Regions from separate parts of the Homo sapiens genome. Here regions 2 and 3 are each linked to region 1. The links are chromatin loops, found by intact Hi-C in ENCODE. Cell type or tissue: dorsolateral prefrontal cortex. All regions are shown on one strand.

Region 1 (2,500 bases):
TTCCTCATCCAGGGCATGGAGCACCTGAGTAGGATGGAACATTTGGGAAAAACCCCACCTCAGTCCCAGGCCCGGCAGCCTGAGGAGATCTAAGGCTGGCTGGGCATTCGAGCTGTAAGAGCAGGGAGTGTTTACTGCACCCAGGAGAGGTGATCAGGACACAATTTCACTATTTCTGGTTGTTTTAGAATCAGGTTCCTTTGTCTCCTTATTTTACCTCAGTTACATTTTCCAAGATCCTAGGACTCACAGAAGGATGCAGTCGGTGGGGGCAGAGTGCTGTACCAGGGCCTCCAGACATGGTTTCTAGACACTGGCTCATGTGATGGCACCAGGGCCCCCAGCCATGGTTTCTAGACATTTGGTCATACCATGGCCTTGGTTGATGACCCCATCCATCGGATTTCATCCTCCTCAAAACGAAACAGAAGGTTTAGCCCAGCAGATCTCTGGAGTCTGTGATTTTCAGATGAGAGCCCAATTGATGGTGAAGCATAACAAGAGTACGGTTGATTTCATTCCTTCAGCATTCACTTATTCCATGTGTGTGTAAAGCCTGATCTGTGTTGGAGAGCTCAGCATGCAGACATGACGTGATGGAGCTGTGGCTCTACAGTTACCCCTCACCATAGTAAACAGATGCACAATTACTTTTGATTATGTTCGTGTAATAAAGGTAGTTAAAGTTCAACATTTATCAGAAAAACATATGAGCTCTGACAGTTCATAATTTGACATCATTTAGAACCATGGCCATAAAAGAGTCTGCAGGCACAAAGCCCGTGTCAAAAGAAGAAGGAAAGTGATCAGGTGTCTCTTACTACAGGTCCTTTGCTTATGACTTCCAGAGATTCAGTATAATTGTGCATCAGATAAACGGGCTAGAATAAAGACTCATAACTTCTTTGTCACACTTTTGACAGCTTATTAAGCTCTAAGACAATTATGGTATTTAATTCATTGATTAGGATATGTAAATTATACCCCCAAACCTGAGCCTTTAATAGAAGCATGACAAATACCGCTGTCACTTGCCATATCACATTTTATGTGAGGTGCACAGTCAGAAAAACTGAGGTTACAGGAGTTTAGTTCATCTTCTCAAATTCCCCCAGTTGCTGATTGGTGTCTTTGAATGTCATGCTCTGGTTTTTCTGGCTGAAATATTGGTCTTTTGTTAAAACAAAGGACATCAGCTCCAGTGCGGCTCGTGCACAGGACATGTTATGTCCGGGTGAGCATCGGACCTCCCACTGATGGTCGGCCCCAGCAGCATAGCATCTTGAGATGAACCCCACCAGCTCCCTCACGGCAGCTGCTCCAGCAGCTGATGTTCAGTTTCCTCACTGTCCAGCTCTGCCCTGTGCTGCCTCTGCTGCCCTCTGGCTTGCAAGTTTCTCTCTGCTAGTCTATTTCCTGTCTGTTCTACTGGAGGCATCACCTGCTATCTGCACAGAGTGAACATGGGGTGACTGTCACTTGATTCCATAAGCAAATGTGGAGGGAGAGACCTCACTTGACAAAGAATATCCATACTCAGCTATTATTAGATCATCATGGAGAGAATCAGAAGTCAAGGGTAATTGTAAGTGTCCCAAAAGGTCAAGTTTGAGAACCACAGTCTTGCAATAAACAGGGAGGAGCCCTGAACAGATCAGCATTTGTTGTGCTTAATTTGCCTGAGGCAGCTGGTATGATGAAGTGTCCTGGAGGCTGAGGCTTGAGCAGAGCTCTCACCCCATTCACTCCAGAGGGGAAAGGCAGGCGAGGTGGGGGAAAGGCAGGCAAGATGGGGGAAAGACTGGGACTGCGCCTCCTGTGCCTGCTGTTGGGGCGCAGCAGAGTCCTGAAGGCATGGCTCCTCATTCCCAGTTGAGAACCCCTTTGGCCTCCCTGGGACCCTGTTCCTGGCTTTTCGTTCCATCAGTTGGAATGAGAATGTTTATCAAAGAATGGTACTCACGTGGCTTTCAGATGTCCTTGAAGAAAAGCTGCTTTCTCCATTGTATTTATTGCAAGAGCAGGATCACTTGAAACTTAAAGCTGAAGACTGACACGAGACTAAATTGCACAAGCCATTTCATTCCCAAGTGTCCCAGCAAATACACATGTCAAGTGATGTGAGCAGCTGTGTGTGTAGAGCTGACGCACGTCCTCTCCAACCCTTAGTGCTCCTGTGTGCTAATGAAGGATGCTGAACGCAATCATTATGGTAATGAGGAGGTGGACAGTGCAACCTCCCCTTCCCTCTGTGTTCAACAGCTTCCCACAGGGCAGGCCCCACACGTGCTGAGGCTGAGACCCAAGACTGGTGACTCAGCAGAGCAGACGAGCGTGTGTGTGTGTGTGTATGGATAGTGTCTTTTTGTCACAGAGAGAGGTTGGATATGTGTGTTTCAGATTTCTAGTGCATGTTTGTGATCCTGTGTGACTGTCAGTGTACTTTTGTGAGTGTTTTGTGAGAGTGAGGCCATGTTTGGTGAAAGAATGTGTGACTGTG
Region 2 (2,500 bases), 350 kb after region 1:
GAAATATGCAATAAAGATGCATAATAGATAGATGTGTGATAAAAATGCACATAATTTGCTCAAGGAAAGCAGCACATGGAAAGATGACATGTAAGCCAGCCATCTTATTTTTAATCTCATGCTCCTTCAAAAGCTTAAAGACAACAACAAACACAAAACTCTTTCAAAACAATCATAATTGAATGGTCCTTGCAAAAATCAAAGTAAAGTATAAAATCACTGAACCTTTCCATACTCCCAGTTTTGGGAGTCCCAGATACAGGACCCACTTCTACCACTGATTAATAATAGTAACTAATGGCCATTTAGTTGGAATAGGCTAGGATTTTGCATCTGAGGACCGAGGTTGGAATCCTCACTTGGCTACTTATCAGCTGTGTGGCCCTGGCCAGGTGATCTGCCCCAGGCCCACTGTCTTTCCCTGCACATGGAGAAGGCATTACCCACCATAGCACTGCCACCAGTGTGCAAGCTGATCTATCTGAAGCATCTAGCACAGGGTCTGGGACTTGCTGGTGCTAAAAATGACAGCTGTGATAATGATGATGATGATCTTAAGAAAGCTGTCAGAAGGCCCTCCAGGGAAGCCTGCTGCTATGGACCCAATGTCTGTAAGCCACCCAAATTCCTACCCTCCAGTGTGGCTGTATATGGAGATGGGGTCTTAATGGTAGTAAATGAGGGTAAGTGAGGTCATAAGGGTGGGGCCCTGGTCCAGTGGAGCTGGTGCCCTTACAAAACAGGAAGAGATACCCCAAAGGTGTCTCTCCACCATGTGAAAATGCAGCAAGATGTCCACCTGCAAGCCAGGAAGAGAGAGCCCTCACCTGAAAATGGCCCTGCTCACGCTTTTGTCTTGAAGGTCTAGCTTCTAAAACTGTAAGAAAATAAATGCCTCTTTTTTAAGCTACCCAGTCGGTGGTGTTTTCTTACGGTAGTCCAAACTGACTAATACACCTGCCAACTCACCAAACATGAGTAAATTGCTTCATCTCTTTGGGTCCCAGCTTCTTCTGAACACTGGGAGATGGATGACTCACAAAGCCCTGGAAGCTTGAACCTCCTGCAGTTTTGTGATAACAGATGAAGGGCCTCCACCTCCTCTTCTTTCCTCAGCTGCCTGCATCACATTCTGTCCTTCCCAACAGGGAATCCCACCACATTTGCCAATTAGCGCTCTAATCCTGTTTGTGTGTCTCTGCTGCTCTGTGCCCTGGACCCCATTCATTAGAATGTCATTCATTAGGGATCAGAGATTCTGAGGACACAGAGCCCAGCATCATTAGTACTAATTGAAGCCTGGATTCCTAACCTGCTGCAGAATGCTGGCCTTTTTCCGCCCAGTCTCAGGCATCACAGCTGACAAAAGGCCCTTTCTGGGTCCAGGCGCCACAGTTCACAAAAGGCCTTGGTCTATTGACATTAGCCAGCAGAGTATGGGGCTGTCCATGAGGGGCCAGGGAGACAGCTGCATGGTGCATGCACCCGCGGTTTAAATTACCCTTGCCTGTCTACACAAGGCTTCTGCATTCTTCATGGGGGATGCCAACAGTGCCCCTTTGCCCCCCGAAAATTACCTGGAAGTGGGGGTTTGGGTTGGGATACGGTAGCCAGGCCGAGCGCGAGTTTTCTTGGTACTTGAAGGGCCCAGAGAAGGCCTGCGCGATGGCGCTCAGGTTGAAGACGCACACAGCTGAGGCCGCAATGCTGTTCCTGGGAGCGGAGGGAGAGAGAGAAGGCAGTCAGAGAGCTCGGCAGCACCTGCTGACCTCCCCCTATGGACTGGGCAGCAGCTGTGACCTACAGCTTCCAGAGGTCTCAAGACCACAGTCTCTTAAAGATCCCAAAAGGATGAAGTCAGAGCGTGAATGGGGCTCCCCTGTGGAGGAACAAACATCTTGGTACAGAAACCAGGCTAGTTAGCATTTAACACCTTGTAATCCTGTCAGCCAGGATTAATTCACTCAGTTGCAACAGGGGCAAGAGGGAATTTGAAGAGCTAGCTATCTGCTTCACCTTTCAAATTCTGGAATAAAAAGACTTCCTTCTCCAACGGATGGCGTCTCTCATCAGCCTCATGCAGTTCCCTTCCTGACCTGTTTATCTGGTCACTTTGCCCAGCAGCAGGGAAAGCTGTTTGTGTGTGTGTGTGTGTGTGTGTGTGTGTGTGTGTGTGTGTGTGTGTGTGTGTGTGTTTTAACCCAGATATTTGTTTTATTTGTCATCCTTTAAAAAAATCAACTCAAAGTATTTTATAAAAAGTGACTGTCTGACTCTTCATATTTTCTTTTAATGTAAAGTAGATTTTAAATTCAAAGGGTCAAAGAGAAAAATTTGACATAGCACTGACATATGAAATCCTGAAGCCATAATTTAGAATTCAGGCTCTGAGAGAAAGTCATAAATGGGAGCCCTCAGAAGGTCAGTGCCCTCTGACTAAGTATGGAAACAGCAACATTATTTGGTTAAGTAAATTTGCATTTTGAGCTCAGTCCGGGTT
Region 3 (2,500 bases), 960 kb before region 1:
CCAACTGTATATAGAAACATTTACGTACAGTTTTAGTCTGAGATGTGCCTCGATGCACCCCCTCCATGGGCCCCCTTCCTACCCTCCACACCCTGCTGGAATCCATTGACCTTAGGTTAAGAAACTGACTGATAATCCTAAAATAAGTGTTTGAGTACCTCTTCAAAGTCATTTAGCTCAACCGTTTATTTTATGAAAGTCTTGAGAGGTTAAGTGGGTTATTCTTTCAGAAAAGCAAGGGCACATTAAGGCTGTTGGTGTAGATTTAATCAAACTTCCTAACAGAAAAAAATACAATGTGTCAAAACTAGATGGTTTTGCATCCATAAATATTAATACTATGTACACCAAAATATTTTTTATTCTGGTATTTTACATTTTTGTCATAAAGAGGCAAGGGTTGGTCTGTGCTTAGTCCAGTCTCTCTCCCTTGCTGGCAAGAAATGTGAGCTTGTGTCATTGTGAGAGGCTCCTCCCCAGAGCCCTGGCCTGCATCTGTATCACTCTGGGGCTTAGAGGCAATGGGCCTAGTAATAGACTTGACTTGGGAAGTGGTGACTTTTTCAGCCCATGTTTGCTCACAACCAGTATCGAGCCAGATAGTGTAATGTTTTATACTTAAGGAAATAAAGTACCCTTTCCTGTCCCCTAAAGGAAAAGAGTAAAGTAAGGAGAAGAAAATTGAAAACCAATGCATTTGACCATAATTAGTTTCTTTTGGTCATAATGTATGTTTTCGTGTGTGTGTGCATGTATGTTTTTGTAAGAGGGATTTTTATATTTACATGGGTTATTGAAAACACCATAGGACCTTACTTTGTAGAGAACAAGGAAGGTCTGACTTCCATTCTTTAAGTATGATAAAAGGCAAAACACTGGGTAACTACCAGATTTCGTTTTAATAGTAACTGCTAATAATGAAAGTATGTTTATTTGGTTAGTTGGGCTTATTTTTTAAAACAATTGTGTGTTTTTTTTTTTGAAATTCTATTTTCTGAGTTCACATATTAAAATCATAATATTGAAAACTATATTTTTGTTACCCTACAGCTTAAACTATGTAACACGTATAATGTATTTTTTTTTTTTCATTTTGGCTCTTCTCTAGAATACAGACTTTTCCTATCAGCCTGGAGATGCCTTCAGCGTGATCTGCCCTAACAGTGATTCTGAGGTACAAAGCCTACTCCAAAGACTGCAGCTTGAAGATAAAAGAGAGCACTGCGTCCTTTTGAAAATAAAGGCAGACACAAAGAAGAAAGGTAACAGCCCTGATGCTGTGACGTTGGGGTGTTGTGGGCCAGTGGACTGGAGCTGATGGTGAGAGTGTGGCTCTAAGGTTCAGGGTCCTGTGTGTTGGCCGCACAGATGCCTGGGGCTCAGCTGCGCATCAAGGTCTGGGAACACAGGCATACGCTGGTATTGGTAGTTTCTTAACTTTCATGTTAATTGCACTGAATAAGAAGATAATGGATGTTCTAATTATTGGACATTTGTGGACATGAAAACTGAGTGTAAATGTAGTTTTTGAGAAGCATTGGCCTAGGTTATTTTTAAAAATTCTTTTCCTATTATGTTTACTTCTCATAGTATGTTTGTTTTTGCTCATTTATTATATAAAATAATTGCTTTTTCCATAATTAAGAGAAGTTATTTATTTTTCAAAATATAAATATATTATTTACTTAGAATCTTGAAGTAGTCCTAAATTGATTTTTTGAGAAGAATAATGCTAATGGAGTACTGCTGTCTTTTTAGCTTTCATTTCCTTAATTTTAAATAATTTTCCTTTCTTTTATTTGGCCTATCTTGAATTTATAGTCTTCTTATGTTTTTGTAAGGTGGAGTTTTTTACTGTATTCATTTTGGGGAATTTTTTTGGCTGAATAAACATTGCCACAAGTCATGTTGCACTTTGATGCGCTGTAAAGTACTACAGTAATTGTGTTTTGGGGAGTGTGTAAAACATTTTATTCTTCATCTTCTATGTCATGAACCCCTTTCCCGTCTTTACCTGAAAAGGAGCTACCTTACCCCAGCATATACCTGCGGGATGTTCTCTCCAGTTCATTTTTACCTGGTGTCTTGAAATCCGAGCAATTCCTAAAAAGGTATTTTTTTCTGTCTTCTTCAGGTAACTATTTTAAAATATGCTTAGCTTTATTTAGGATTGATTAAACAAATTTAGAATATGCCCTTTGCAGTCTTAAAAAATGTGATCTTGATAGCATGTTTTTAATATTAGTTCCCAAGGGTGTGTGCTATCATCGTAACTATCATCTATGAATCTTTTTATGTTGTATTTGCATTTAAATTTTTGTTTTCTATTGAAATGAGGGCTTAAATAGGGCTTTTTCTTAGTCTAAATAGGGCTTTTTCTTTGTCTTACTTTTACTAGTTATTAACTACGTAGCACATTCCACAGTGATGGAGGTGACTGCAGTTGACCTTGTGTTACCCAGCTACACATTGCTGCTCCTTCTTTAATTGGTGACAGAAA

What was found. A loop is a pair of places that touch in the nucleus more often than their neighbours do. Peaks named below come from ENCODE experiments on the same cell type or tissue, not always from the same donor. Only the 100,000 strongest peaks of a DNase experiment are listed, where the experiment ranks them.
Region 2: a loop joins it to region 1, with 2.1 times the contacts of the local background. A loop is called at or near these places in 2 of 110 quality-filtered maps.
Region 3: a loop joins it to region 1, with 6 times the contacts of the local background. A loop is called at or near these places in 3 of 110 quality-filtered maps.

Annotation. Positions count from the first base shown.
Region 1 is chr5:8,841,755-8,844,254 of GRCh38, forward strand. All of the region lies in intron 1 of LINC02199 (long intergenic non-protein coding RNA 2199), which reads left to right. It overlaps LOC101929307 (a long non-coding RNA gene), which reads right to left. Exons shown (of 3, transcript XR_007058687.1): 1 at 1,964-2,500. Among named protein-coding and RNA genes, the nearest start is that of LINC02199, 3.3 kb to the left of the region's middle. In dorsolateral prefrontal cortex, a CTCF peak has its summit at 1,377; DNase peaks (open chromatin) are centred at 1,367 and 2,277; H3K4me3 peaks cover 618 bases; H3K27ac peaks cover 2,500 bases.
Region 2 is chr5:9,195,591-9,198,090 of GRCh38, forward strand. SEMA5A (semaphorin 5A) reads right to left here. Exons shown (of 23, transcript NM_003966.3): 10 at 1,578-1,713. Among named protein-coding and RNA genes, the nearest start is that of MIR4636, 140 kb to the left of the region's middle. RefSeq lists enhancers at 1,146-1,646, 1,647-2,147. In dorsolateral prefrontal cortex, no CTCF peak of the experiment used is centred here; a DNase peak (open chromatin) is centred at 1,369.
Region 3 is chr5:7,884,593-7,887,092 of GRCh38, forward strand. It overlaps MTRR (5-methyltetrahydrofolate-homocysteine methyltransferase reductase), which reads left to right. Exons shown (of 15, transcript NM_002454.3): 7 at 1,109-1,262; 8 at 2,023-2,111. Among named protein-coding and RNA genes, the nearest start is that of MTRR, 17 kb to the left of the region's middle. In dorsolateral prefrontal cortex, a CTCF peak has its summit at 969; a DNase peak (open chromatin) is centred at 470; H3K27ac peaks cover 2,500 bases.